3 separate regions of the Homo sapiens genome follow, and all the other regions are linked to region 1. Evidence: read pairs that join two places in POLR2A ChIA-PET (ENCODE). Cell type or tissue: PC-9. All regions are shown on one strand. Each heading gives the region's core, and the rest is flanking DNA. Links, peaks and the distances in the headings are about the cores only. Region 1 holds the start of DDX56 (DEAD-box helicase 56). Region 2 has its middle 16 kb from the start of CAMK2B. Region 3 has its middle 8.8 kb from the start of PPIA.

Evidence for each region. ChIA-PET counts read pairs that join two places held together with the same protein. Peaks named below come from ENCODE experiments on the same cell type or tissue, not always from the same donor. Only the 100,000 strongest peaks of a DNase experiment are listed, where the experiment ranks them.
Region 2: POLR2A ChIA-PET joins it to region 1 with 10 read pairs; 3 of 35 experiments call an interaction of 5 or more read pairs at or near these places.
Region 3: POLR2A ChIA-PET joins it to region 1 with 14 read pairs; 22 of 35 experiments call an interaction of 5 or more read pairs at or near these places.

What each region holds. Positions count from the first base shown.
Region 1 is chr7:44,569,328-44,579,536 of GRCh38, forward strand. It overlaps DDX56 (DEAD-box helicase 56), which reads right to left and starts at 4,581. Exons shown (of 14, transcript NM_019082.4): 1 at 4,509-4,581; 2 at 4,256-4,417; 3 at 3,563-3,723; 4 at 3,247-3,417; 5 at 3,020-3,110; 6 at 2,165-2,409; 7 at 1,431-1,550; 8 at 688-801; 9 at 482-576. The coding sequence starts at 4,568. It overlaps TMED4 (transmembrane p24 trafficking protein 4), which reads right to left. Exons shown (of 5, transcript NM_182547.4): 5 at 8,567-10,209. The coding sequence ends at 10,152. RefSeq lists an enhancer at 4,198-4,347. In PC-9, for the core only: no CTCF peak of the experiment used is centred there; a DNase peak (open chromatin) is centred at 4,674; H3K4me3 peaks cover 2,972 bases; H3K27ac peaks cover 1,500 bases.
Region 2 is chr7:44,336,336-44,346,544 of GRCh38, forward strand. No RefSeq gene overlaps it. Among named protein-coding and RNA genes, the nearest start is that of CAMK2B, 16 kb to the left of the region's middle. RefSeq lists an enhancer at 2,504-2,573. In PC-9, for the core only: no CTCF peak of the experiment used is centred there; no DNase peak of the experiment used is centred there; H3K27me3 peaks cover 1,089 bases.
Region 3 is chr7:44,782,794-44,793,002 of GRCh38, forward strand. No RefSeq gene overlaps it. Among named protein-coding and RNA genes, the nearest start is that of PPIA, 8.8 kb to the right of the region's middle. RefSeq lists enhancers at 4,017-4,521, 4,522-5,025. In PC-9, for the core only: no CTCF peak of the experiment used is centred there; no DNase peak of the experiment used is centred there.

The DNA.
Region 1 (10,209 bases), core at 1,563-9,562:
CGAACATGCAGGTTAGCTGCACCTGGGCCTCTTACAGTGATGACCCATCTGTCCCCGTGTGTGGATGGGGGTGGCCTGTGTGGCCCCAAGCCCAAGAACCCGTCACCCACTCTCTTCTCCTCTCCCAAGGAGTACCCCATGGTATTCCTTGGGAGTCAAGGTACCCCCATGACGACGGCCACAGAGAGCAGTCCAGGACCACCCAGCACCCTGGGGTCAGGTGCTGTCCTGAGCTGTCACAGCAGCCTGTCAGGTCACTCAACGCTCATGAGGCAGACAGTAAACACAACTTTGGACAAATTACCTCAATTTGTTTATCTCTCAAGGGGGACAGTGCCTGCCACTCAGGGCAGAACAAGGATGGATGGTGGAAGTGGCCTGTCACACTATGTTGTGACCTCTGTCATCATTATCATGGAGTTTTAAAGCATTGTGGAAGAAGCCTGACCCTGGCCCAGGACCACAAGAGCCAGGCTCTTACCTCCACTGAGAAGCTCCTCAATCTTGCCTAAGTGGAACTGCTCCGTGGGAAGCACAAAGGTTAAGACTATGCCTGGGTTGTTAGCGCGTGCTGTCCTGCAAGGGAAGACAGTGCAGCTTGCATCTCCAACCCGCAGGCTCTGTCCAGCACACCCCAAGTCCCTCAGTGTGCCTACCATGCAGATGCCTGGGCCGTCACACTACTACCTGCCAGCTCGATGGATGTAGGCCTCAGGGGTTGGGGGAAGATCAAAGTTGAGCACAGCAGACACATGGTGGAAGTCTATGCCCCGGGCCACACCTGCTTCCGGATCAGAGGCCCTGCAGAGATAACTCAATGTCAGCCGGACCCTTCCTCTCCTCTGGGCACGTATTCACACGCTGAATCAGCAAAACTTCCTCTAAATGCCTGTAGATCATAAGACCCTGACATACAGAGGACTCTCCAACAATGGAACCGTTCCAGGAGTCAGGGTTTCCTGGGGCAGCCTGGAGCTTTGACATGTACCCAAATCTCGGCCTGACCTCTGTTCTGGGACAACAGCAGAACTCATTGCCCTACATGGTGATCTGAAAACCAACTCTGAGCTAGTCAAGCCTTCAGCTGGACAGAGACTGGAGAGTTGGGGGGTTCCTTTTCCCTTCAGAAATATGCTCCCTGCAAGTCACAGCCATACCACCAATGCAGGATGGGCCATCTCCCCTGCAGGGCTCTGCATGCCAACAACCCCGGCAGTTTTGCCCTTCGTGGTGCATGTGCAGTGTGCACCATCCACTCCCTTCTCTATATCCAGGCAGCTGAGCAAGAACCTGTGGGGCTCTCTGGGCTACACTACCAGCCAGGCCTGGAAGGTTTGGCTCCCTGCTCTGTGCACTCTGGTTTTAGTCTTCCAAAAAGCTAAAAACACAGGCATTTCTGGGGAGGGATGGAAAAAGAGGCATGGACTCACTTGTCCCCTTTGGGCCCTCGGCCCCGACGCTTGCCCTTGACTGGGGCCCCCAGGACTTCAGCATCAGTTGCTATGACACAGTCGTAGAAGCCTTGGTTGAACTGTGAGATGATGTGGCACCTGCAGCCAAGAGCGGACAGAGAATCAGCTCAGCAGAGCAAGCTCAAGGCCCCTCTGCCATCCCTAGTATCACAGTAACCATCACCCTTTCCTTTTTCCTCTTCTTAATCTCTTTCCCTACTTAATCATTGTGCCTCAGTTTCCTCAGCTGGAAATAATTATAGGGTTTTGTTTTTTTGAGACAGAGTTTCACTCCTGTTGCCCAGGCTGGAGTGCAATGGCACGATCTTGGCTCACTGCAACCTCCACCTCCCGGGCTCAAGCAATTCTCCTATCTCAGCTTCCTGAGTAGCTGGGATTACAGGTGCCTGCCACCATGTCCAGCTAATTTTTGTATTTTTAGTAGAGACGGGGTTTCACCATGCTGGCCAGGCTGGTCTTGAACTCCCGACCTCAGGCGATCCGCCCACCTCGGCCTCCCAAAGTGCTGAGATTACAGCAGGCATAAGCCATGGTGCCCGGCCATGATAGGTATTTTGGAGTTGGGAGAAGTCAGTATCAGTCACATCTAGAACCTGGCCCCTACTAAGTGCTTAAGAAACAGAACATTAACTGGGTCCCCTTTCCATCTCTATCTTCAACTTATTTCAACCAAGATGTTGGCTGTGGCAGACCTGGAGCGCAGTGGAAGCTCTCCATTGAGCACACAGGTGGGGATGCTGAACTGTTCCAAGAACAGGCGTAGCCGGTAACTCCGTTCTAGAGTGTTGACAAAGAGCAGAGACTTGCCCCGAATCAATGACAGCTTGAGCAGGGCATACAGCAGGAGGAATTTGTCTTCCTCAGTCTCACAGACCACCTGAAACTGCTGTAACTGGTCTGGCCCAGGCAGCTGGGACTCCTGTAACTTAAGGGTAACCTGGGGGAGAAAACAGGCCTGTGGTCAGAAAGGAAAAGAACACAGAGATGTATGGCCACTTACTCACCAACCAAAGCATCAACATTTTAGTGCAGGGCAGAGATGCATTTAAGGATTCCTGGCACCCTAACTCTCCTCCAGTTTTGTAACCTAAAACCCCAAAATGCCCTTATTGTTGTGGTATATAGAGTATACCATATAAACCATATATAAAATACTTCCAAGCACAGAACAAAGAGAAACACATCAATAAAGGACTACATTGAGAAGGGAAGGCCTACAGCAACAGGCCTTCTGAAAGGTAAAGTTTACTTAAGATGAGAACCTTGGCCTTAGAATTTTGGCTCTGCTGCTCAAAGCTGCCCCTTAGGGGAGGTCCTTGCTCAGGATTTTAGGCAAAGCATGGCCTGAAATGGGAGACATCCCTTGTGGACACTTGGAAATATATAGTGATTTTAGACCACTGGCTTTTAGTGCCTCAGGACCAGGGATGAGACACTAAGTGACAACTGTCCCACCCAAAACACCAAAGAATCCCCTAAGAAGGAGCATCAAGATCTTTGAGTGCCCCCATGTCTGCAGCTCCAGACACTTCCATGGTGCCTCTTACCGGGTTATGTAATATCAGCTCCTTGAGTGCTTGTACGTCCTCGTTAAAAGTAGCTGACATGAGAAAAGCCTGGTAAATCCGGGGCAAGTGACTGAAATGAAAGAATCCAATCAGATTCCAGCTCCAAGGGCCGCTAATTGTAGTAACTGGCTTCCAGCCACCCCGCTCTCGTCCCAACTCCTACTCACAGATGTTTCCACTAGGAATCACACCCACCTCTGCCTTACCAGAGGAGACTCTTGAGCTCTTCTTCAAAGCCAAAGGAAAAAAGAAGGTCAGCTTCGTCCACCACCAAAAGCTCCAGGGAGTCACGAAGTTTCAGGCTGTCTTGCTGCAAGTGGCTTAATATGCGAGATGGGGTCCCTACTACCACATCTGGCTTCTCCATCAGCACAGCTCTGGAGGTGGACAAGACATCAGTATCAGGCAGAATGTAGCAGCTGGGATCTCACCCTGGATTTGCTCTCTTTTTTGCCACACACAAACCCAACCCCACAACACTGTGTAGCTTCATTCAGGTACAGCTTTGCTGCTTTTACCCACCTCTGAGAGACTGAGTCTTCAGCAGCTGAGACATTGGCCACTCGGACATCCCGAGCACAGTAGGTAGCCAGCTGCTGAATCATGGACTGTGCTTGCCGTGCCAGCTCCTTGGTAGGAACAAGAACAAGGCCTCTCACTGCCTGTTCTACCACCGGACCTGTCTGTAAGAATATGAATTAAAGACTTTAGCCAGCAGTGCACATCACTGTGTCCACGTGTCTCTACCCCTTCCAGCCTACCTGACCCATCTGCTGCAACACTACTTAGCAGTACTTTGATCATCTATCACTCTGCCCGCCTCAGAATGCAGAGTGGAGAGTTCTTTCCCCAGGCACTGACCCTCAAAAAGAATAACGTACTCTGATGTTTATGAAGCTACTTTAAATATACTAGTTATGAAGCTAAATTCTCACAATAATTCTGTAAGTAGAAAAGATAGATGTGCTCCCTTTTTATGTAAGAAAGAAAAGAAAGTGCTTTGTCGAAGATTACGCAAAGGTTGGTGGTAGCAGGGCCGGACAAGGATCCAGGTAACCTGAACTCCAGCCCAGAGTGTTTGCCACAACAGCACCAGGTTCTCAGGCCGGCCTGCACGGGTACAGGGCCAAGAGAAAACCTCAGACAAACGGGAACCGCCCTTCCCAGGCTTTTGGAGCTTGCCTCCTTCCTCCCCTCAGCTCTCTCGTTACCCACCGCCTTCCTATGGAGCAACAGCTGCAGCATCGGAATAGCATAAGCGGCCGTCTTCCCGGAGCCCGTGCGGGCCCGAGCCAGGAGGTCCTTCCCTTCTAGGGCCAGTGGGATGGCCTTCTCCTGGATCAGCGTAGGTCGCGACCAGCCCAGATCGGTGACAGCCTAGGAGACCAGGAGTGCGGTTTAAGCGGCGTGAAGAGCGATGGCGCGCCCCGCAGAGCCCGTAAGCCGGCTCCCCAGCCCTCGCGTGTACCTGAAGGAGCCGGGGATCGAGGCCCATGTGTTCGAAGCCCAGTGCTTCAGAGTCCTCCATGGCGCTGCTCAGTAGCGCAGCACGCACGCGCTGCAGGAAAAACGCCACCGACGCGAGCGGGAGCAAAGCAACAACCAATCGGCTTCGGAGACGAAGTCACTTCCCGGAAGTGCTGGCGGCCTAGGCTTCCGGTACTCGGACGGAGCTCTGCGACTGCGCAGTCCCTAGGACTGGGTCTAGTAGGAGGCGGTGGAGCGGCCGTGCTGGGGTCGACGGGGTACTTTGGACTACAGAGCCGCTCCACTGGCTCTTCCGGCGTTCCCGGACGCCGCTGACGCACCTGATTCTCGCGACCTGCAGGAGAAGCCTCGGCCGGGGCGAGGGCCGAGGTCGTGACGGGCATGACCGTCTCTCTGCTTGGTTAGGGTTAGTGTCCCGCCGGGCACATCACCCTATGAATGGAGCCACTGAGATAGACTGGGCTGAGGAGAACCGGTTGGAATAATGAGCCATGGCAGCAACTGCCTGAGAGAGAGGACCGGCGGGTTGCTGTAGGGCTCCCTAACCGGACTGCCTGTCAGAAACCTGCACAGCTTGGTTTCTGTTCTTTGTGTCCCAAATCTGACTCGGGTCACCAGTTAAGACCCGTGTCAGACTTCTGACCTACAGACTTGCGTCGTTTTAAGCCAGTAAATTTGTGGTAATTTGTTACAGTAGCAATAGGAAAATAATACAGGTGAGGACTAAGAATCCTAATCACAAATCTTTTTTTTTTTTTGAGACATGGTCTGACTGTCACCCAGGCTGGCGCGATCTCAGGCTCAAGTGGTCCTCCCACCTCAGTCTCCTGGAAAGCTAAGACTACAGGCACGCACCACCACGTCCAGTTAGCGTGTATGTATGTATGTACGTACGTGTGTGTGTGTGTGTATGTGTATATATGTAACTCCTCCTCCCCTCCCCCCTCCCCTTCTCTTCTTTTCTTTCTAGATGGGGTTTCGCCACGTTGCCCAGGACGGTTTTGAACTCCTGGGGCCAAGCGATCTGCCTTCCTCGGCCTCCCAAAGTGCTGGGATTGCAGGTGCGAGCCACTGCTCCTGGCCCATAAGTCTTTCAGTGTAGAAGAGGGAAGCAGAAGAGGTCAAAGTGGTGCCATGTGAGAGCTCAACCCACCCTTGCTGGAGGAAGGGAGCCAGAGCCAAGCTGGAAAAGGCAAGGAAACAACCTTTGTGATTACATTAGGCCCATCCAGATGATCCAGGATAATTTATTTTACAGTCATCTGATTAGCAACTTAATTCTCTTCTGTCATGTTAGGTAACATATTCATATGTTTCAGAGTGGTAGGCCATTATTCTACCTACCATACCACCCAACACAAATCTACATTAAGACTATATCTGAGTGTTGCACAGGAATCTATGTCAACAAGCTTCCAGGATGATCCTGTGCATCCTATCTGATGCAGCCCAGCATCTGAGTACCAGAGACTAGCATCTGGCTGTTAGGTTAGGAGAGATCAGCTCATGCACCAACAGGTAGTCATGCTGGGACCAAATGATGAAGATAGGTACAACTAGTCCCAGTGAGAGCTGGGGAATTGGGCTGGGATAATAGAGGATGTTAAGAATGGAGTGTCCCCTCAACCCCAGAACTTTTTTTTCTTTTTTTGTGGTAAGGAGGGAGAAGGCTGTTTGGTAAGGATGTTGTAAACTCTGAGAAAGCAAGAATTTCAAAAGTCAAGGGTAGTATTGGGGGGAAAATCACTAGAATTTGTGTGTGTGTACCCTAACTACTGTTTTGGTTTTGTTTTTGTTTTTTAGAAGGAGTCTCACTCTGTCGCCCAGGCTGGAGTGCAGTGGCATGATCTCAGCTCACTGCAAGCTCCACCTCCCGAGTTCACGCCATTCTCTTGCCTCAGCCTCCCGAGTAGCTGGGACTACAGGCACCTGCCACCACGCCCGGCTAATTTTTTGTATTTTTAGTAGAGACAGGGTTTCACCGTTGTTAGCCAGGATGGTCTCGATCTCCTGACCTTGTGATCCGCCCGCCTCGGCCTCCCAAAGTGCTGGGATTACAGGCGTGAGCCACCGCGCCCAGGCCCTAACTGCTGTTTTTTAAAAAACTTTTTAGGTCACAACCTATCTGTAAATATGACACACCAGTATGGAAATCCTTATTCTTCTCACAGCCACCAGCTATTGGCCCATCCACTGACTATCCCAATTCCACCTGCCTTATCAGTGGAAAGGTGAAATGTATGCCCACTTTTTCCTCACACCATTCCCCTTTCTATCAAAAACTACCAAGAGAAACCCAGGACCTACCAAAATAGTTAAGATGTGCTCCACTGTGTCTACTGCCAGCCAAACCTGTTGAAGGCTGGCTCAACCCTAATCTGTGCCTTCCTGTCTTCTCACAAACGTAGTCTGATTTGCTGGCTAGATTTCTAGTAACAGCCACAGAGCAGAAATGTGTCCCTTCCCAATATGTCACATAATCCCCAAGAGCCTCAGGCCAGAAGTCCACAACATGTAACTAGTTCAAAGGATAAAATTTTTCTCTGCATTAATTCTAACATGAGGAATACTGAAAACTCTTTTAAACATCTGAAGAATTTCAGCAATTCACAATTCACCTTACTGGAGTGTTACACTGTCATCCAGATTTAGAAACAGGAGGATATAAAACTATTAAATGGAAAAGCCTAGAGAACTAAATTGCATTTTTTTTTTTTTTTCTGAGACAGAGTCTCCCTCTGCCCCCCAGGCTGGAGTGCAGTGGCTCGATTTCTGCTCACTGCAACCTCCTCCCGGGTTCAAGCGATTCTCCTGCCTTAGCTTCCTGAATAGCTGGGATTACAGGCACACACTACCATGCCTGGCTAATTTTTATACTTTTAGTAGAGAGGGGTTTTCACCATGTTGGCCAGCCTGGTCTCAAACTGCTGACCTCAGGCGATCCCCCTGCCTTGGCCTCCCAAAGTGCTGGGATTATAGGCGTGAGCCACCCCACCTGGCCCTAAATTGCATTTTTTTTTTTGTTTTTTTTTTTCAGATGGGATCACTGTTGCCCAGACTGGAGTGCAGTGGCACGATCATGGCTCACCGCAGCCTTGACCTCCCGGGCTCAAGTGATCTTTCCACCTCAGCCTCTCAAGTAGCTGGGACTATAGGCATGTGCCACCAGCTAAATTTTTTGTATTTTTTGCAGAGACAAGATTTCGCCATGTTGCCCAGGCTGGTCTCGAACTCCTGGGCTATAGGGATCCACCCACCTTGGCTTCCCAAAGTGCTAGGATTACAGGCGTGAGCCACCGTGCCCAGCCCACATGTATTTTTAAGAGTAAAAATAGCCAGGCACAGTGGAGTATACCTGTAGTACCAGCTACTTGGGAGGGTAAGGTAGGAGGATCACTTGAACCTGGGAGCTCAAGGTTGCTTTGAGCTGTGATGGCACCACTGCACTCCAGCCTTGGGGACAGAGCAAGACCCCATCACCTGTGCCCGGCCAGCTCACACCTGTAATCCCAGCACTTTGGGAGGCGAGACGGGTCACCTGCGGTCAGGAATTCAAGACCAGCCTGGTCAACATGGTGAAACCCTGTCTCTACTAAAAATACAAAAATTAGCTGGGCATGGTGGCGGGCGCCTATAATCCCAGCTACTCGGGAGTCTGAGGCAGGAGAATCTCTTGAACTCAGGAGGTGGAGGTTGCAGTGAGCCAAGATTGCACCACTGCACTCCAGCCTGGGCGACAGAGTGAGACTCCATCTCAAAAATAAATAAATGAATAAGATAAAATAAAAATACAAAAATTAGCCGGGTGTAGTGGTGGGTGTCTGTAATCCCAGCTACTCAGAAGTTGAGGCAGAACTGCTTGAACCCGGGAGGCAGAGGTTGCAGTGAGCCAAGATCATGCCACTGCACTCCAGCCTGGGCGACAGAGCAAGACTGTCTCAAAAAATAAAATAAATAAAAATTTTAAAAATACATAAATATATATATAAATAGGTACATATATGGTATAGGACATAAGAAATAACAAAAGGAGAAGAATTTAGTTCTGTAGGTCAGATAATTTAATAAATATTTCAAATAAATATATAATAAAAACTGAAATAAAATGTCAAGAATGGGGAACTAATGGTATTAAGTTTTATATAGAAGGGCATGAGGGAAGTGTATTAAAATTTGTTCAAATTTATGACTGAGAGGGCTAAGAAGGTACTTAATTTCCTCAGATGATACTTTGCGAACATGTGGTCTATTTGGTTGACCTTTGCAAATAGTTGAACAACCACACCGTGTATTCCCATACCCCCTAGACTGCCTGTCCAGGCCAAGCCTTAGTACCACGAGTCCACAGTGAAGTCCACTCCAGGTTATCTGCATAGGTAGCCCAGGCACCTTTCCTCTTTTCCTTTAGGTGCCTCCCCTCTACCCACAACCTCTTATTTCATCTCAAACACAGCTATTACAACATGTTTTATTTCACTGGAAAATTCTGTAAAGAACTAAATCTGGTTCCCTTGAAGAAAACATTTAGCACAGCTTAAATAAAAGTTGAGAAGGAGGGTAAGAGTGCATTGCCCCATTCTAGCTCTGTTGCTACCTTACCTCTGACTCTAAGGCCCTGTGGGATGAAAAGCAGGTATCCAAAAGAACTCTGCTTGGCCCTCTGATACGGCCTTGAGGTCAGCCCTGGTGCCTGCTTTCTGGCCCACAGACCGCTGAAATCCTAGGAGCTGCCATGGGAGTTACCAAAAATATGTGAATAAACTGAATGCAGAGGCTGAGGCAGGTGGATCAACTGAGGTCAGGAGTCTAAGACCAGCCTGGCCAACATGGTAAAACCCCATCTCTACTAAAAATACAAAAATTAGCTGAGCGTGGTGGCGGGCACCTGTAATCCCAGCTACTCAGGAGACTGAGGCAGGAGAATCATTTGAACCCGGGAGGCAGATGTTGCCAGTGAGCTGAGATCACGCCATTGCACTCCAGCCTGGGCGACAAGAGCAAAACTCAAAAAAAAAAAAAAAAAAAAAAAAGGAAAAACAAAACCCAGAATGCAGAAACTGCATTGGTATTTTGAGCTAGTTACAGGCAGTAACACTTCTACTAGGAAGGAAAATATATAATTTATCCAAAAATAGTTCTAAGATTTAGAAAAACATCTCAATCCTCTAGGGCCAAGACCTGCCCCTTATTTACATTCACAAAGCCATTAAGTGAACCCAGAACTGACCAGCAGACAGTGAGGCAGGGCCTGCTCTGTGGCACATGCCAGTCACCTACTGCGTAAGTGGACAAAGAGAAAGCAGAAGGTAATGGAGAGAGTTTTCATTTGCTTATTTAGTGAAAAACAGAGGAAAATCACTCGAGGCAAAAGAAGCAGGACTGAGTCCTGGGTTAGTTCTGATTCCTCACAAGCCCTAAGACAAGATTTTGAAAGATTGGACTAATGTCATGTGTCCTTAAGAACCAGGGTCAGCAAGTGGCTGATCTGAATGGTTTGTGGCCATGGAACCAATGTGACTTATTCTTTTTCATTTTTTTCCCTAAAAATCCAGGTGGATAAAGGACTGTGTGGGGAAAGTACCAAATAAATGAGGTAAAAAGGAAGGGTCATACAAAGAGGGCACTACACCAGCTTCTTGGCCTCAAAGAAGCTCTTGAGGTGACGCATCTGCCAGATGCCA
Region 2 (10,209 bases), core at 806-8,805, 230 kb before region 1:
GAGAGAAGAGTGTCATGGAAGCTGGGTCGAGAAGTCTCCAGGCAGAGAAACGCCAGAGGCTGGGTTGCAGTAGGTCAAGGAGGGCATGGACAAATTGGATGTGGAAACAAGCATCACCTTCTCCAGCCAAAATCACTTGTGACTTCCACTTCTAGCTGTTTTACCAGACTAGCCCTCCCACCAAAAATAACCATGAATCTGGACAAAGTACGTGAGGCAGCTGTTTTCAGGGAGTGCAAGACTCAGATCCCTGTGGGAAGGGACGCTTAGGAGGTGAGCCCCGTGATTGCTCCGTGCTCCCCGACAGAGTTTTCTGACTGTGGCACACGGCACCGGAGTCTGGGCAGGGCACGGGGGTCATGTGGAGCTGAAGAGGTGGAGCAGCGGGAGCAGTGGGCATGCGTGGAGCCAAGCATTGGAGAAGAGGGAGCTGTGCACGCAGGGGTCCCAGAACCCCACACAGGAGCTCTGCAAGTCCTTGACTGACAACTAAGCTGCACATACAAAGGGAAGAACTGAGTCATGCCAAATTAGAGAGGCTTAGGAAACATTTTGGATGTTCCGTGCATCTGCAGTAACAAAACATGAACCCTAAGTAAGGAAGTTCAAAGTCATCTGCCAATAATTAAATTGCCTACTAAAACAATAATCAACATTCTTCAGAGGAAGTTAACACAATTTTGAGTTTCACAATATATTAGCCACAAAATCTAGTATTCAATTTTTAAAAAAAATTGCCAGGTATATAAGGAAATAGGAAAATGTGATGCCCAGGCAAGAATAAAGCAGACTATAGAACAGTAACTTAATCTAAAATGACCCAGATGTTGGGCTTAGCAGACTGTAATGTGGCGATTATAAATATGTCCAAATAATTAAAGTAAGATATAGTCTTAATCAGTGAGTATATAGGAAAACTCAGCCCCAAAATGGTATCTGGATACAAATTTTAAAACTAAAAAGTATAATAATTGAAATGAAAAATTCACTGGAAGGCTTAATAGCAGATTGGAGATAGTAGAAGAGTCGATAAACATGAAGACAGATCAATAAACATTATCTGAAGATCACAAGGAAAAAAGGCTGAAGGAAAGTGAATAGAGCCTGCGAACCTTGTGGAATAGTATCACATAATCTAACACATACGTAATCAGAGTCTCAAAGGAAAAGGTGTAGTAAAATTGGGGCAGAACAAATATGTGAAGAAATAATGGCCAAAACATCCCAAATTTGATGAAAAACATCAATTTACATATCCAGTAGTCTCAATAAACTCAAATCAGGATAAACAGAAAAAATAACAACACTCAGACACACAGTTCTGAAAACCTAAGAAAATTCTGAAAGCAGCTGGGTTTGCTGGGAGGTATAACATTACTTACAGGGAAACAAGTATAAGAATCATTACCAACTTCTCACCAGGAACAATGGAGGCAGAAACAATTGAATGGCATCATGAAAGTGCTGAAAGGAAAAAAGCTTCAACCAAAAAGATACTCATCTAGCAAAAATACCCTTTTAAAACAAGGTTGAAATGAAGACATTTAGACAAGACTGAGAATTCATTGACAGAAGACCTGTAATACAGTCAAAGCTATGGACATCCTCCAGGGCAAGGAAAATAATACCAGATGGAAACTGAGATCTACAGGAAGGACTAAGGAGCGCTACATGGAGAGATCCAGCAGACACCATCTTAACCATGCGATAGAAGAGTGGGACAAGTCAGCATTGTGAGCCCCCGATATAAATGCTGTAGGAAGAACACAGCATTGCCTCTGCATAGTTGATGAAATTATTAAGGCAGTAATGTCATAAGCAAACTTTGAATGGATCTGTGGATTCAATGGTAATATCAGATAAAGATCAATTTCCTGATTTTGACAGTTGTACTGTGTTCATATAGGAAAGGACCCTTGTTTTGCACAAGGGCTTAACGGGATGACGAAGAATCACATCTACAACTTGTTATTAAATGATTCAGGAAAAAAATACATTAGTATATATATAGAGAGAAAGACTGATAAGTCAAATGTAGTAAAGTATTAACAACTGGGGAATTTGGTTGAATAGTATATAGGAGCTCTTTTTACTATTTTGCAACTTTTCTGTAAATTTAAGATTACTTCAAAATAAAACAAACAAAAAAGCAGCAGCTCTGTAAGGGCATGAAGAAGGAAGAGGGCAACAGAATGGAGCAAGGGTACAGAAGGAAGATGACTTCCATAATGGTTTCTTAATGAGGTGGAATGTAAATAGAAAAGCACACAGATTACAAGTAAACATTCAGTAAATTTCCACCTTCACTCAGCACTTCAATTAAGAAAAGGAACAATATCTGCATACCTTATGTCCTCTCCCCTCCCATAGTGGTAGCTACTATCTCAACCTCTGCCAACATAGACTAGTATACCCTGGTTTTGAGGTTTAAATACGTAGAATTATAAAGTAGTTCCTCTTTTGTGTCTGGGAAAACCCCCAAATGTTATGTTTGTGATATTCAAATATGTTTCTGTATGTAGCAATAGCAACTTTTTCGTCTAGTCTAAATCATGTGTCTAGTCTAAATCATGTGAATTTATTTACATATATTTATACATTTATTATGTAAATCCCCATTCTACCGATAATGAACACCAGGGTGGTTTTCAGTTCTGAGCTGTTACGAATAATGCTATGACGAACATCTTTGTTCATGTCCTGGTGAACTTAAGCATCCATTTCTGTTCAGCAAATATCTAGGCATGGAATTTCTGGGTCACTGGGTATGTGGGTGCTCGCTTTTAATGGACACTGCCACAGGATTTCAAAGTGTGTTGACTTACATTCCCACAGCACAACACGAGAGTTCTGGTTGCTCCATAGTCTTGCAGATGACAACTGGTATTGTAAGATTTTTGGTCATTATAGTGAGTGTGGTCAGGGGTGGGGGGGCATATTACATTGTGGTTTTTAATTTTCATTTCCCTGAAGACTCATGAGGTGCTCTTAAGGATGAGTGCCTTTTCATGGGTTTTTGGACCATTTGGATATCCCTTTTTGTACAATGTAGTTCATGTTTTTAACATATTTTTCTATTGGATTGTCTTTTCCTTATTGATTTGTAGAAGTTCTTTCCTTCCTTCCTTTCTTTTCTCTTTCTTTCTTTTTCTTTCTTTCTTCTTTCTTTCATCTTTTTCTTGAGACAGGGTCTCACTCTGTCACTCAGGCTAGGGTGCAGTGGTGCCGTCACAATTCACTACAGCCTCGACCTCCTGGGCTCAAGCAATGCTCCCATCTCAGCCTCCCAAGTAGCTGGGACTACAGGTGTGCACCACCACTCCTGGTTAATTTTTTTTTTTTTTTTTTTTTTGTAGAGACGAGGTCTTACCCTATGGCCCAGGCTGGTCTCAAGCTCCTGGGTTCAAGCGATCCTCCCACCTCAGCCACTCAAAGTGCTAGATTACAGGCATAAGCCACCACACCCAACCTGTGGAAGCTCTTTATATATTCTGGATAGGAGTCCTTTGTCAGATACATTCACTGCAAATATCTTTTCCCACTCTGGCTTGTCTTTTCACCCTGTTTCACATTATTAATGATGTCTTTTGAGAAATATAAGTTCTTAATTTCAATGTGAGCAAATTTATCAGTTTTTTTGCTCAATGGCATTTGTGCTTTTTATATCCCACTTAAGAAATTACTATCTACTTCCAAGGTCATAAAGATGATCACCTATGGTTTATTTTCCTACAGCTTTATTGTCTGTTCCTTAGATTTAGTTCTACAATCCTTATGAATTAAGTGGGGGTGTTTGTGTTGTAAAGTAGACATCAAGATTTTCTTTCCATATATATATTCAATTCACCCGGGAATAATTTTATAAAAAATTATTTTCCCATTATATGATAAAGTGTTTCTGGACTCTGATTCATTCCGTTATTCTATTTGTCTGTACTTGACCAAGATCACACTGGATGATTCCTGTAGTTTTACAGTGAGTCTAGATGCATGGTAGTATAAGTCCTCCAGCTTTGATGTTGCTCCTCCTCCCCTTCTCATCCTTGTCCTCTTCCTCCTCCTCTACCTCCTCTTCCTTCTCCTTCTTCAAATTTATCTTACCTATTCTTGGTTCTTTGCAATTTCAAGTAGATTTTAGAATCAGTATGTCATTTACACACACACACACACACACGCACACAAGCGCGTGCACATACACACACCATCAAAACGCTTCTAGGATTTGGGGGTGGGGTGTGTGTGCACTAAAACTATAGCTCAGATTCCAGAGAATCAAAATTATTTAATATTGCATCTTGCAATCCACAAATATGGGATATATCCTTCCACTTATTTAGATGTACTTATCTCAGTAAATAATTTCCTGTGTAAACGTTTTGCATGTCTTTTGTTAGATTTACTACTAGGTATTTGTTGGTTTTGAACACTATTATAAATGATTTTTTTTTTTTTTTGAGATAGAGTCTCGTTCTGTCGCCCAGGCTGAAGTGCAGTGGCGCGATCTCGGCTCACTGCAACCTCTGCCTCCCGGATTCAAGCGATTCTCCTGCCTCAGCCTCCCAAGTAGCTGGGATTACAGGTGCCCACCACCATGCCTGGCTAATTTTTGTATTTTTAGTAGAGACGGGATTTCACCATGTTGGCCAGGCTGGTTTCAAACTCCTGACCTCAGGTGTTCCACCCACCTCGGCCTCCCAAAGTGCTGGGATTATAGGCATGAGCCACCATGCCCAGCTAATAAATGGTAATTTTTATATCTTTTTTTATTGTTTGTTGCTGATACATATAAGCACAATTTTAAAAATATCGACATTTGTACTAGTCAGCTCAGGCTACCATAACAAAATACCACAGACAGGGTGGCTTAAACAGCAGAGATTAGTGTTCCCACAGTTCTGGAGGCTGGAAGTTCAGGATCAGTGTGCCTGCATGGTTGGGTTCTGGTGAGGGCCCTCTTCCTGGCTTGCAGAGGGCTGTCATCTGGCTACCCATTGTCTGTGTATGGGGACAGAGAGATCTTTCTTCCTCTTCTTAGAAGGCCACCAATCCTATCAGATTAGGATGGCACCCATATGACCTCGTTTAACCTCAATTACTTCCTAAAGGCCCCACTCCAAACTGAATCACACTGGGGGTTAAGGCTTCAACACAGGAATTTTGGGAGGACACAATTCCATCCACAGCAACATTATAGCCAACAACCTTGCCAATTTTGCATATTAATTCTAAGAAGTTGCCTGAAATTCTTTTGCATAGTTGATGCACACAATGATGTCATCTGTAAATAATGACTTTTCTTTCTTCCTCTCCTCCCTTTAGGTCTGCTCGCCTTGCCTTTTGTGGTTGCTGGGCCCTCCAGGACAATGTCGAGTAGTATTGTGGGTATCCTCAGCTCATGCCAAATCTCAGGGGGAAGGTTTTAAATATTTCATCATTAAGAAGGTTTTTTATAGATACTTTTTTAACAGAATAAGAAAGCTCCCTTCTATTCCTAGGACATGATCTGAATAATTCTAATCTTTTGAAAATGTGTTGAAACTTATGGCTCAACCATATGATCAATTCTTGTAATGTTCCATATGCATCAGAAAAGCGTGCGTGCGCTGTCATGATTGGGTATGGCATTCTACAGCTGTCAAATATGTCAAGTTTGTTCATCACGTTAGGCAGGTATTCTACTTGCTGAGTTTTTTGTCTGCTGTTCTCTTATTTATTATAAGAGGAGGGTTAAAGTCTTCCACTGTGATTGCCAATTTTTCCTTCTCCTTTTAGCATTGTCAGTTTTTACTTTATATAATATGAAGTTATGTGCAGTTCATATAGATTTTTACATTGTATATTTTTGGTGAGTCCACCTTATCACTTTATGTTCCCCCTCCTCTACAGTTGTCCTATTTTCTTAATGTCTATTTCATTTAGTGATAGTACAGCTGCATTAACTTTCTTTTGATTAGTGCTTTCATGGTGTGCAGAAAAAGGTTAACTCATCAGGCTTGGTTGGTCCAGGGCCTGCACATGCCAAGAATGGACTTCCCCTTGGTAGGTTCCAGAGAGGCAACCCTTGGAATATCCTGCTTGAAAGCTTGTTTTTGTTTGCCTGAGACCTTGGGCCATGCTGTATCCATTAAGTCAGTGTTATGGACTGAATTTTGTTCCCCCAAAACTCATAGGTTGAAACCCTAACTCCCAGCACCTTAGAATGTGACTGTATGTGGGGATAGGGCCATTAAAGAGATAATTAATCATGCCTGTAACCCCGGCACTTTGGGAGGCCGAGGCAGGTGGATCACCTGAGATCAAGAGTTCGAGACAAGCCTGACCAACAGGTGAAACCCCATCTCTACTAAAAATACAAAAATTAGCTGGGTGTGGTGGCGGGCACCTGTAATCCCAGCTACTCTGGAAGCTGAGGCAGGAGAATTGCTTGAACCTGAGAGGTGGAGGTTGCAATGAGCCAAGATTGCCCCATTAAACTCCAGCCTGGGAGACAGAGCAAGACTCCATCTCAAAAAAAAAAAAAAAATGGTAATTAAGTTAAATGAGGCCCTAGGGTGAGCCTTAATCCAATCTGACAGATGTCCTTTCTAAGAGAGGAGAGTAGGACACACAGACACAAAGAGCAAAGACCACATGCAGACAAAGCAAGAAGACGGCCACCTGCAACCCAAGAGAGAGGCCTCAGGAGGAACCAACCCTGCTGACACTTGGGTCTTGGACTTCCAGCCTCCAGAACTGTGAGAAAATAAATTCCTGTTGTTTAAGCCCCTCAGTCTCTGGCATTTTGTTGTGGCAGTCCTATAAACCAGTAAAACCAGATAGCTTATGCTAACAATGTGGCTTTTGTGATGTGTGTCTGAGGTCCTGGGCTATGCTGTATCACTTTGGCCTCTTAGGGGCTGAGTAGCTAAGGTCAGTCATGCAGACAATTCCTGCCTATGTGACTGACACTCCGTAAAAACTCTGGACATCGAGGCTCAAATGAGCCTCCTCGATTGGCAGTACTTAGTATGTGATTGCACATAGTTGCTGGGAGAATTAAGCATACTCCAAGCAGCTTCACTAGGAGGGGACATTTGGATGCTTGTGCTCACTTTCCCCTGGACTTTGCTCATGTGCCTTTTCCATTAGGTGATTTTAATCTGTAACCTCCTGCTTTAAGAAACTGTGTGGGCCAGGTGCAGTGGCTCATGCCTGTAATCTCAGCACTGTGAGAGGCCCAGATGGGCAGATCACAAAGACAGGAGTTCGAGACCAGCCTGGCCAATATAGTGAAACTCTGTCTCTGCTAAAAATACAAAAATTAGCCAGGCGTAGTGGCACATGCCTGTAGTCCCAGCTACTTGGGAGGCTGAGGCAGAAGAAGTGCTTGAACCCGGGAGGCGGAGGTTGCAGTGATCCGAGATCGCGCCACTGCACTCCAGCCTGGGCGACAGAGTGAGACTCCGCCTCAAAAAAAAAAAAAAAAAGAAAAACTGTGCGATCATGAGTATAACAGCTCTTGTGAGGCCAGTGAGTCCTTCCAGTGAATCATCAAGTCAGAAAGTGGCCCCACAACATACACATGGTTATATTTTTTCATTCCTTTACCTTCAACTTTTCTGCATCCTTATACTTAAGATGTGTCTCTTGTAGCAACATATAGTTTAATTTTTTTTGGTTTTATTTTGTTTTCATTCAGTCTATCTTAGTCTTTTACTTGGGGTGTTTAGTCCATTTACATGTAAATGTATTTCCTGATATATTTTAGTTTATACCTACTATGTGAATTTTTTTCTTTGTCCCACCTGTTTTATATTCCTTTTCCTCTTTTTTGCCTTTCTTTGGATTAAACATTTTTTATTATTCCATTCTCCATACCTATCATTCTATTAGTTATGCATTTATTTACTATTATGTTATTACTTACTATTGACATCATTTTATTATTATTTCAGTGGTTACCCTTGATGACAAGATTCCAGAAGAACTCCCTGTACACATTAAAACATTTTTTTCCCTAAAAAATCTTCATTTTACCTTTATTTTTGAAGAATATTTTGGCTATAGAATTCTGTAGAATTCCAGGTTGGCAGTGATTTTTTCCAGCAGTTTAAAAATGTTATTTCTTTCCTTCTGACTCCAGTAATTTGTTTTGAAAAATCTGTCATCAGTCTGATTGTTACTCCTGTGGTTACCCTATTTTCCTCTGGCTTCTTTTAACATTTAAGATTGCCTTTGTATTTATCCTGCTTGGGGTTACTGAGTATCTTGAGTTTGTGGGTTGAAGGCATTAATTTGTTTCTAAAATGATCATACTCTAATATTGCTTCTGCTCCATCACCTTTCTTTTCTCCTTCTGGGTCTTCAGTTGTACATATATTAGAACTTTTCAACATGTTCCACATATCTCTTATACTCTTTTCTCTATTTTTTCATCTTTTAAAAATTCTTTGTGTATCAGTCTTGATATTTTCTGTTGTCCTGTCTTCTACTAATCCTCTTCTACTTCTACTAATCCTACCAGTCTACTTCCATTAGTCCTGTCTCCTGTTGTATTCCATCCATTCTTACATCTGTTGTATTCTAAATATCAGCTACTGTGTTTTCAACTCTGAGATTTATATATTTTTTCTTTAGTGAAATTGTCTATCTTGTTACCTGTTTTCTCTAAAATATTAATAGCTGTTTTAAAGTCTGTGTCTGATACCTCTAATATCTGTATCACCTGGGAATTTTGCCCTTTTTTTTTCTTGGTATGCTTATTACTTTTTAATTGAATGTTGGACATAGTGTGCAACAATTTATAGAAGCTCTGGATTCCATTAACTTCCTCCAGAGACCATTCACCTTATCCTTGGGGCAGCTACAGTGTGAGCAGACTACCTTCATCCAAAGCAGCATGAGGCAGGATTGCAGTCCTTTTACATCTCATTCTCTCTTTGCTTCATGCCCACCCCTAGGGTGTTGCCCTCCTGAGACCCCAGCTAGGGTCCTGAACTCCCATTTTTGTCTCTTCATAACCATGAGATCATAGAAAAACTTCATCTTTTCACTGGCTTTCTTATTAGCTCCTCACCATGTGTATTTAATACATGGGCAAATGCTTCAAGGGAAACCTCTGAGTTTGGGGCTCCTGGCCTCTTGGGTGCTGGCTATCCTGTCAGCTCTATAATTAATTTTTTATTCTCTTCTCCATGAAATTGCTGAAAGATCTGCTGGCTTCTCTGCCTCTTAAAGTAATAGTCCTATGCTCAGATTCCTAGCCTCTCTAAGAACTGGTCATCACCTGGAGGGGTAAATGATGTGCAGAATATCAGCTCATCTCTCTCCAATTCTCTTCTATTTGGAAACTTGGTTCCTTAAGCCCTGGTTATCTGCAGTTGTCCAGTGCCTTCAAACCAGTTTTTTTAATCTGGATTTTCTAGTTGTTCTCAGTGGGGTCAGTGATCTGCTCCAAATACTCCATTATAGCTGGAAATGGAAACTCGAGGAAGGGTAATTTTATAGATGGCACCAAATTGAATGTGTTTCTAGACAGAGTAAAGTGAACACATGAAAATAATTATGACAGCTCCCCCATATTGAGCTCTTACTATGTGCCAGACTTTGTGCTATGTGACTACATATATTATGTCATTTGATTTTTACAGCAAGCTTTTACAGCAAGGCTAGGTACTATATCTATTCCCATTTTACAGATGTGGAAACTGAGGCTTAAAGAGGCTAATTAACTTGTCCAATCAATCTTTTTATCCCCTGGAGGCAAAATGCATAGAAAAAATTTTGACTTTTAAAAAAATTGTGTATACATATGTGTGTGTGTATACATACAGAGAAGTGTGTGTGTGTATATATATATAAAAAACACGATTTGTGATTTTAACAAATTTTAAGTGTACAATTCAGCGGCATTAAGTACATTCACACAATGTTGTGCAATCATCACCACCAACTATTTCCAAAACTTCTTCATTACCCCAGAGATTCTATAGCCATTAAGTAATAACTCCCCTATAATCTCCTATAATCTATAGCCATTAAGTAATAACTCCCCTTTCTTTCTGTTTCTATGAACTGGCCTATTCTAGATATTTCAGGTAAGTGGAATCAGACATTATTTGTCCTTTTGTGTCTGGCTTATTTCTCTTAGCACAATGTTTTCAAGGTTCATCCATATTGTAGCATGTATCAGAACTTTGTGCCTTGTTAAGACTGAATGATATTCCATTG
Region 3 (10,209 bases), core at 1,254-9,253, 210 kb after region 1:
AAACACCAATAAATGAATCAAATGAAGCAGTGAGGGCAGATGGCAGAGGGGTCCAAGCAGGGAGAGCAACTGCTAGAGGCCAGGAGGCAACTGCTACCGCTTTGCAGCCCCAGCCTTTCGGGAATAGCCAGGCCTGAAGGACACCCCCAAGAGCCAGGGCGCCTCTCTGGAATTCCAAGTAAGGCTTAGACAGGGTTCTTGGTTCTGAATCGGGTCTCACCAGATGATATGCTGGCCCAACTTGTCCCAACCACCCAGAAACACACTCATAACCCGTGGTGAACATTTGTGGCTCCAGGGGGATATCAGCTCTGCTTTATCTTTTTTTCTTTTCTTTTTTTTTTTTTTTTTTTGAGACGGAGTCTTGCTCTGTCGCCCAGGCTGGAGCACAGTGGTGTGATCTTTGCTCACTGCAACCTCTGCCTCCTGTGTTCAAGCGATTCTCCTGCCTCAGCCTCCTGAGTAGCTGGGACTACAGGCACAGGCCACCATGCCCGGCTAATTTTTTTTTTTTTGTATTTTTAGCAGAGACAGGGCTTCATCATGTTAGCCAGGATGGTCTTCATCTCCTGACCTTGTGATCTGACTGCCTCCGCTTCCCAAAGTGCTTTAATCACAGGTGTGAGCCACTGTGCCCAGCCATATCAGCTCTGCTTTTCTAAGGATCATGCCCATTGTAGATCAGTGAGTATCCTCATAGAGGCAGTGCCTTCTCACTGCATCCACACATGGCAAACAGGCAAACAGGCTCCCCCCTTTTCATGCATGTTGTACACTCTTTGCACTGCATCCTGTTAAACATTTCTCATGGCCAATGTCTCTCTGAGAATGTAGGCCATCTCTGGATCTGCTTCTATTGACTGTTGCCTCTCTGAATGATGGATCACATTATCTTGTTTTTTGGGGTGTCTGGATTAGGGTTCTCCAGACAAAGAGAATATATAGGGATCTATAGGGTGAGCTAGCAAGCTGGAGACCCAGGAGAGCAGAAGGCATGAGTTCCAGTCCAAAGGCCAGCAAGCTGAAGACATGGGGAGGACAAATGTTTCAGTTTCAATCTGAAGGCAGGAAAGAGTTGATGACCCAGTTTGAAGGCAGCCAGGCTGAAGAATTTGTCATTAAATGCTAGACCTTGTGTGTAAAAGAATATCAGAGGCCAGGCGTGGTGGCTCACACCTGTAATCCCAGCACTTTGGGAGGCAGAGGCAGGCAGATCACGTGAGGTCAGGAGTTCAAGACCAGCCTGGCCAATATGGTGAACCCCTGTCTCTACTAAAAAATACAAAACTTAGCCGGGTGTGGTGGCAAACACCTGTAGTCCCAGCTACTTGAGAGACTGAGGCAGAAGAATTGCTTAATCCTGGGAGGCCAAGGTTGCAGTGAGCCGAGATTATACCACTGCACTCTAGCTTGGGCAGCACAGTGAGACTCCATCTCAAAAAAAAAAAAAAGGAATAGCAGAGACTGAAGTAAATAGCAGTTCTGCTTGGAGAATTGCATACACCTTCCTCTGGCAGGCTGTTAGTGTTGGGGTCAAGCCCATCTAGTCTTCAGGGAGCTGGGTCTGGACTTTGCTGTGGAATTCAGTTCACCAAAGGCTTCACATTATTTGAGGGCAGACACCTTCCTTTATTGGTTTGGCATCTCCGTGTTTGCAGGGTTTGTTGCAGTCAGCCCTGTGCACCTGCACCCTAGCAGGGTAGCCTGCTGCTGCTCTCCCTTCCCTCTCCAATGAGAGATGGCTGCTGCCTGGCAATCAGTGCAACCCCTGGGAACACCTGTGGTGTTTCTCACACTGCTCCTTGCTTGCAGAATGTACTCACCCTGACAGGCCTCAGTTCTCTTGTCACAGCCCCCATGGTGGCCAGTGTAGGACATGTCCAGCAAGTTCCCACTAGAACTCTGGCTCTGCCCCCAGGTCTCACTCATGCCCCTCCCCAGGGGCACTCTCAGGCTCTCACTGCAAGGCCCCTTGTGTTAGGAGGGCTCCTCTCAGCACTCCTTCTCCACCTTCAGACTCCAGCATCTGTACCTCACGTAGGCTTCTTCGGTCTCTGGACTGGCCTCCACTCTCCCCCTTGAGCAGTGGGCGATGGCTCTTGGGAAAGAGTGGGTGAGTGGGTACAAACTCTCTTGCATCTGGTGCACCTAGAGGTTGACTGCAGTGGCAAGGCCAACGTCCTGGGTGTGAGTGTGCAGCTGCACAGACCCCATGCTCAGAAGGGCTTCGTGTTTGGTTTAATGCTTTGCTGTTACAGTCTTGAAATTCAATTCTTGTTAATTTTTGGATGAGGAGCCCCACATTTCATTTTGCTCTGGCCCTGGGCAGAGGGTTCATCTTCAGCTGCCGCTGTTTTCCCTCCTGCTTCATCCTCACCTCCTGCAATTCTGCCTTTGGCATCAGAAGCCAAGATGATCACCTCAGGGACCAAAATCACCCCAGGAACCTGGAGAACTGGGCCTTGTGGGAAATGTTGACCTTACATTTGGTGGTAGGACCCAAACCCATACCAGAGCTAAATTTGAGTTATTGCGCAGTTGAATACAGGACATGGCCAAATGAACACAAACTGTGCACTCAAAAAAAATCAGGAGAGTCCGAGTGTGGTGACTCATGCCTGTAATCACAGCACTTTGGGAGGCTGAGGCGGGTGGATTGCTTGAGCCCAGGAGTTTGAGACAAGCCAGGGCAACATGGTGAAACCCTGTCTCTACTAAAAATGCAAAAATTAGCTGGGCATAGTGGCACACACCTGTAGTCCAACCTACTTGGGAGGCTGAGGCAGGAGGATCACTTGAGCCTGGGAGGTGGAGGCTGCAGTGAGCCAAGATTGTGCCACTGCACTCCAACCTGGGCGACAGAGTAAGACTCTGTCTCAGAAAAAAAGAATAACAATAGTAAAAATAAATATTTAGGCTGAGCGCGGTGGCTCACGCCTGTAATCCCAGCACTTTGGGAGGCTGAAGTGGGTGGATCACCTGACGTCAGGAGTTCGAGACCAGCCTGGTCAATGGTTTTTTTTTTTTTTTTGAGACGGAGTCTCGCTCTGTCGCCCAGGCTGGAGTGCAGTGGCGCTATCTCGGCTCACTGCAAACTCTGCCTCCCGGGTTCACGCCATTCTCCTGCTCAGCCTCCCGAGTAGCTGGGACTACAGGCACCCGCCACCACGCCTGGCTAATTTTTTGTATTTTTAGTAAAGATAGGGTTTCACCGTGTTAGCCAGGATGGTCTCGATCTCCTGACCTTGTGATCCACCCGCCTCGGCCTCCCAAAGTGCTGGGATTACAGGCGTGAGCCACCACACCTGGCCTGGCCAACGGTTTTCAACATGGTAAAACCCTGTCTTTACTAAAAATACAAAAATTAGCTGGGTGTGGTGGCATGTGCCTGTAATCCCAGCTACTTGGGAGGCTGAAGCAGGAGAATTGCTTGAACCCAGGAGGCGGAGGTTGCAGTGAGCCAAGATCACACCACTGCACTCCAGCCTGGGCAACAGAACGAGACTCTGTCTCAAAAATAAATAAATAAATAAGGTCGGGTGCGGTGGCTCATACCTGTAATCTCAGCACTTTGGGAGGCCGAGGCAGGCGGATCACCTGAGGTTGGGAGTTCGAGAACAGGCTGGCCAACGTGGAGAAACCCTGTCTCTACTAAAAATACAAAATTAGTTGGGCATAGTGGCGCATGCCTATAATCCCTGCTACTCAGGAGGCTGAGGAAGGAGAATCGCTTGAACCCGGGAGGCGGAGGTTGCAGTGAGCCAAGATCGTGCCATTGCATTCCAGCTTGGACAACAACAGTGAAATTCCGTCTCAAAAAATAAGAATATAAATAAAAAAATAAATAAATATTCAAAGGACTGCTGTGAGAATTTAACAATGACCAACCATTAGGGCCAGGTGCAGTGGCTCACACCTGTAATCCCAGCACTTTGGGAGGCTGAGGTGGGTGGATCACCTGTGGTCAGGAGTTTGAGACCAGCTTGGCCAACGTGGCGAAACCCTGTCTCTATTAGAAGTACAAAAAATTAGCTGGGCATGGTGGCGGGCACCTGTAATTCCTGCTACTCGGAAGGCTGAGGCAGCAGAATCACTTGAACCTGGGAGGCAGAGGTTGCAGTGAGCAGAGATCGTGCCATTGCACTCCAGCCTTGGCAACAAGAGGGAGACACCGTCTCAAAAAACAAAACAAAACTAAATAAAAAAACCCAATGACCATTAATAACAGCAACTAACACTTTCTAGGATTCTGTGTTTACTAACTGAAGACTTATTTCTGGGGTTTTTTGTTTTTGATATTGTGGCCCTTCCTGTTAGGGAAATTCCCCACCTTCTGAGCTCAAGTGGAAGGCAAAGTCTGAAGACCTTAGACACCGAGGCCTGAAGGCACAGGCGGAGATTAAGGGCTCAACCCAGCAGGTGCATCCTCCCCGCCCCCAACTTCAACTTTAGCATCGCCCCAGAGGGGTGCTTCAGGGCTGGGTCCACTGAAGAGTTGGTAGAGTCCTCCTCAGGCCCATGCTGGGCTCTGTTTGTGCCAGCTCCCCAGGTGCCCAAGGACTCTCCAGTCACTCCCTTCCCTCCTGAGTGAGGTCATAAGTGCATCAGACATCCACCCATTGTCTACACAACAGGCTTCTCTCTTGCCTTCTTCCTTACTATCAGGACCTTGAGTGGTGTGGGCAGCCACAGGCCCAATCAAAATACAGTTGACCCTTAGCCGGGCATGCTGGCTGCACCTGTAGTCTCAGCTACTCAGGAGGCTCAGGCAGGATTGCTTGAGCCCAGCAGCTCAAGGCTATAATGTACTACGATTGTGTCTGTGAATAGCCACTGTACTCCAGCCTAGGCAACATAGCAAGACCCTATCTCTAAAAAGAAAAATACAGTTGACCTTTGAACAACATGGACGTTAGGGATGCTGATACTCTTTACAGTCAAAAATCCACATATAACCTTTGACTCCTCAAAAAGCCTATTTAGGCCAGGTGCGGTGGCTCACACCTGTAATCCCAACACTTTGGGAGGCTGAGGGCAGATCACTTGAGGTCAAGAGTTTGAGATCAGCCTGGCCAACATGGTGAAACACCATGTCGTTCAAGGTCAACTGTAGTTATCTTCCTGAATGCTTATAGCCAAGAGTGGAAGCTGCCGAGTGGGGCTCCTGGGAAACTTTTGAAACAGGACAGATGGTGGTGGCTCCTCCCTCAACTTTTGCCCTTCTTCCTTCTTTCCTGGTTTTCCTGTCCAATCCCAGGCACCTGTTGTTGCAGTTTTGTGTCCTGTGGCTTTCCTATGTAGAAAGACTATTCAGGGGTTATTATATGTTAACAACTGATATTTAATTCATTAAAGCTACAATTTTAATTAAAGCAATTTTTTTTTGTAGAGATGGGAGGGGTCTCACTATGTTGCCCAGACTGGTCTCAAACTCCTGGGCTCAAGCAGTCCTCCCACCTTGGCTTCCCAAAGTGCGAGGTTATGGGTGTGAGCCACTGTGCCCAGCCTAAACTACAATTTTGTTTTTTATTATTTTATTTTAAAAACATCAGGTTAGTAAAAAATAAACTATAATTTTAAAACCTACTTCTTTCCTGGGTTTTAAGTTTACCTTAGAAATAATATTAGTCTCTTTATAAGTATAGCAAATTTGAACTCTTTGAACATATTTGCAAACTTTTTTTTTTTTTTTTTTTTTGAGACGGAGTCTCTCTCCGTCTCCTTGCTCAGGCTGGAGTGCAGTGGCACGATCTTGGCTCACTCCAACCTCTGTCTCCCAGGTTCAAATGATTCTCCTGCCTCAGCCTTCTCAGTAGCTGGGATTACAGGCGCCCGTCACCATGGCTGGCTAATTTTTGTATTTTTAGTAGAGATGGGGTTTCTCCATGTTGGTCAAGCTGGTCTTGAACTCCTGACCTCAGGTGATCCACCTCCCTCGGCCTCCCAAAGTGCTAGGATTACAGGTGTGAGCCACTGCGCCCAGGCATCTTCTAACATCTTAAACTACATTTAACAATGTAATAAATTTGATTTCCAATTAAAGTATGTAATTGTCCAAATTAACAAAGAAAACCTCCCTGACTATTAAATAACTCTAATAAACTTTTAAATATGTTGAACTTAAAGTTATCTTAAATATTAAAATGCAGGCCAGGCACGGTGGCTCATGTGTAATCCCAGCACCTTGGGAGGCTGAGGTGGGCGGATCACGTGAGGTTGGGAGTTCGAGACCAGCCTCACCAACTGGAGAAACCCCGTCTCTACTAAAAAATACAAAATTAGCTGGGCGTGGTGGCGCATGCCTGTAATCCCAGCTACTGGGGAGGCTGAGGCAGGAGAATCGCTTGAACCCGGAAGGCGGAGGTTGCTGTGAGCTGAGATCGCGCCATTGCACCCCAGCCTGGGCAACAAGAGCGAAACTCTGTCTCGAAAATAAATAAATAGGCTGGGTGTGGTGGCTCATGCCTGTAATCCCAGCACTTTGGGAGACCGAGGCAGGCGGATCACGAGGTCAGGAGATCGAGACCATCCTGGCTAACACAGTGAAACCCCGTCTCTACTAAAAATACAAAAAATTAGCCAGGCAAGGTGGCGGGCGCCTGTAGTCCCAGCTACTCGGGAGGCTGAGGCAGGAGAATGGCGTGAACCCCGGGGGCGGAGCCTGCAGTGAGCCGAGATCGTGCCACTGCACTCCAGTCTGGGCGACAGCGAGACTCTGTCTCAAAAAAAACACAAAAAAACAAAAAAAAAAAAAACAAAAAATTAGCCAGGCGTGGTGGCGGGCGCCTGTGGTCCCAGCTACTCGGGAGGCTGAGGCAGGAGAATGGCGTGAACCCAGGAGGCAGAGCTTGCAGTGAGCTGAGATTGTGCCACTGCACTCCAGCCTGGGCGACAGAGCGAGACTCCGTCTCAAAAAAAAAAAAAATGCAATAAGTTTTGTGATATTTCAATTAAAAATCACAAGTCTCAGTCAACTTTTGCCCACATATGCGCTTACTGGGCGGGAACAGGGAGTTGCTAAATAGAGCACAGGTTTCTTTTGGAGTGAAAGAAAATTTCTATTACTAGATTGTGATGTTTGCGCAATTCTGAATTTACTAAAAATTATTAAATTGTATGCTTAAAACAAGTGAATTTGAGGGTGTGTAAACAACACCTCAACAAAGCTGTTGAAAATGGATACATAAACCAAAGTGAGAAAAAAACTACTATATGTTTTAATTAAAATTAAATAACTATCCCTTTTTAAATGGAACTATAGGTTGTTGCTGTAAAAAAACAAATTCACTTAAGTATTACAACTCCTGAACGCATGCCTGAGGTATGCAACACACCTGCCTATGTGTGTGACAGCTAGACTCTGGCCTGGCTGTGGACAGTGTCCTTTTGGCTGCCCCGGGTGCCTGCCATAGAAAGACCTCTATGCTTGAGGACAGCACAGACCTGTTTTCCTTCCACTCACTGTTCTTTCTCCATGCCCTCCCTGGGTGGAATGTGCGGGTCTCTTTTGCTTCTTCTTCTAAACGCTTTTATATTTGATGAAATCCTCATTTATATTAATATAAATGTCTTTTCTGGGCCAGGTGCTGCGACTCACACCTGTAATCTCAACAGTTTGGGAAGCCGAGGCAAGAAGATTACTTGAGCCCGGGAGTTTGAGACCAGCCTGACAACATAGCAAATAAAATTCTTTTTAAAAAATTAACTGGTGTAGTGGTACATGCCTGTGGTCCTGGCTGCTCAGGAGGCTGAGGTGGGAGGATCAACACTGCACTCCAGCCTGGGCAACAGGGTAAGACCCTGTTTCAAAAAGAAAAAAAATAAAGATTAATGTCTCTGACCATTTCTGTGCTTGACAGGCATTTAGGAATCTTTCATATACTTCAGGGCCTGCATAACTCTTAGGGCTAATAATGTGATACCTATTTGAATTTGTTATTCCACATTGCTTTTCTGACTTCTGATCACCACTTAGTAGGTCCATTCTACTAAGAGCACCTTTGAGTTGCTCTTTGCCTCTGGATTTTTTATTGTATGAGACAAATAAACTCCTGTCTAAGCCAGTATTGATGAAGTTTTCTACTGCTTGCTAGAAAACTTGGTTGGTTTTTTTTCTTTGTTTGTTTGTTTTGAGAAAGTTCTGCTATGTTGCCCAGGCTGGAGTGCAGTGGCTCGATCTTGGCTCACTGCAACCTCAACCTTCCAGGTTTAAGAGATTCTCGTGCCTCAACCTCCCGAGTAGCTGGGAATACAGGTGCACACCACCACCCAGCTAATTTTTGTATTCTTAGTAGAGATGGAGTTTCACCATGTTGGCCAGGCTGGTCTTGAACTCCTGACCTCAGGTGATCCGACTGCCTTGGCCTCCCAAAGTGCTGGGATTACAGGTGTGAGCCACTGTGCCTGACTGAGAACTTGGTTTAGAATCATCTGAGAATTTGAGTCATGGGAAAGGATGAGGTTCATCTTGGAGGGTATGTAAGGAAACAAAACAAGATCAAATGCTTAATTCTGACAGAGGAGAAATTTGTGAAAAAGCTAAAGGGGAAATGGTAAAGGAAACATGAGAGAAAAGTCAAAGCCATCAAGGAAAGGAAGCTTTCCAATCAAGGAGGTGATGAAACCTGTCTGATGCAGGCAGTGTCAGACCTGCAAAAAGCACCTGGGTTTGTGGGCTGAGAGGTCACTGATGGTCTCAGCAGAAGCGGTTTCCATTCAGCCTGGAGAGCAGAGGCACCAAGCTAGGCCTTGGGCAAGAGGCACAGAGAAGACAAGTTACTACCCAAAGTCGTCTGTTTTCATAATTTTGAATACCCTAATTTTTTCCCTGGTTACCTTCTCTCTTGCTCAGGCACATTTTTGAGATAAGCATTTGTTTATAAGATGCTATATGATCAGGAGCTACAGTTGAGTTTCAGAGTTCTGCTTGCTGGCATGGAACACCTCCATCTAGCCAGAACAGGGCACTGTTGAGTTCAGCTGGATTTGCTTTTGGTCTGATTCATCCAAATAAGGCATGGACAGCTCCACATTCCTGAGGTTCTGTGTCTGCTGATATTTTCCACAGTTAGACAGTCCCACTCAACAGATAATGTCAGAAAAGGAACCCCCAGAATATCAGCTCCCCACTTAACAAACAAAACATGAACATTTGTATTCTTGAGTGTACATACCCCATGCCTGTGTAGATGAAATGACAAGAACTAGGACTTTGCTGTGACAATGCTGACGGTGACAAAAAGGCAGGACTTCAAATAGTAGCGAGAGGGAGGACAAGTCACAAGGATGTATTCATTTATTTGTTTTGAGACGAAGTCTCAGTCTGTCACCCACGCTGGAGTGCAGTGGCTCGATCTTGGCTCACTACAACCTCCACCTCCCAGGTTCAAGCGATTCCCCTGCCTTAGCCTCCTGAGCAGCTGGGACTACAGGAGCCCACCACCATACCAGGCTAATATTTGTATTTTTAGTAGAGACGGGGTTTCGCCATGTTGGCCAGGCTGGTCTTGAACTCCTGACCTCAAGTGATCCACCTGCCTCGGCCTCCCAAAGTTCTGGGATTACAGGTATGAGCCACTGTACCCAGCCGGATGTATTTATTTTTATTTTTATTTTTATTTTTGAGACAGGGTCTTGCTCTGTTACCCAGGCTGGAGTGTAGTGGCACCATCATGGCTCACTGCAGCCTCAACCTCCTGGGCTCAAGTGATCCTCCCATCTCAGCCTCCCGAGTAGCTGGGACTATAGGTATGCACCACCGTGCTTGGCTAATTTTTATTTTTAAAAATGTTTTGACCGGGCACAGTGGTTCATGCCTGTAATCCCAGCACTTTGGGAGGCTGAGGCAGGCGGATCACCTGAGGTCAGGAGTTCGAGACCAGCCTGACCAACATGATGAATCCCATCTCTACTAAAAATATAAAATTAGCTGGGCATGGTGGTGCATGCCTGTAATCCCAGCTACTTGGGAGGCTGAGGCAGGAGAATTGCTTGAAGCCAGGACGTGGAGGTTGCAGTGAGCCAAGATCACGCCATTCATTGACCTCCAGCCTGGGCTTCAAGAGTAAAACTCACTCTGTCTCAAAAAATAAATAAATAAATAAATAAATAAATAAATAAAAATAAAATAGGCCGGGCATGGTGGCTCACACCTGTAATCCCAGCACTTTGGGAGGCCGAAGTGGGTGGATCACCTGAGGTTGGGAGCTT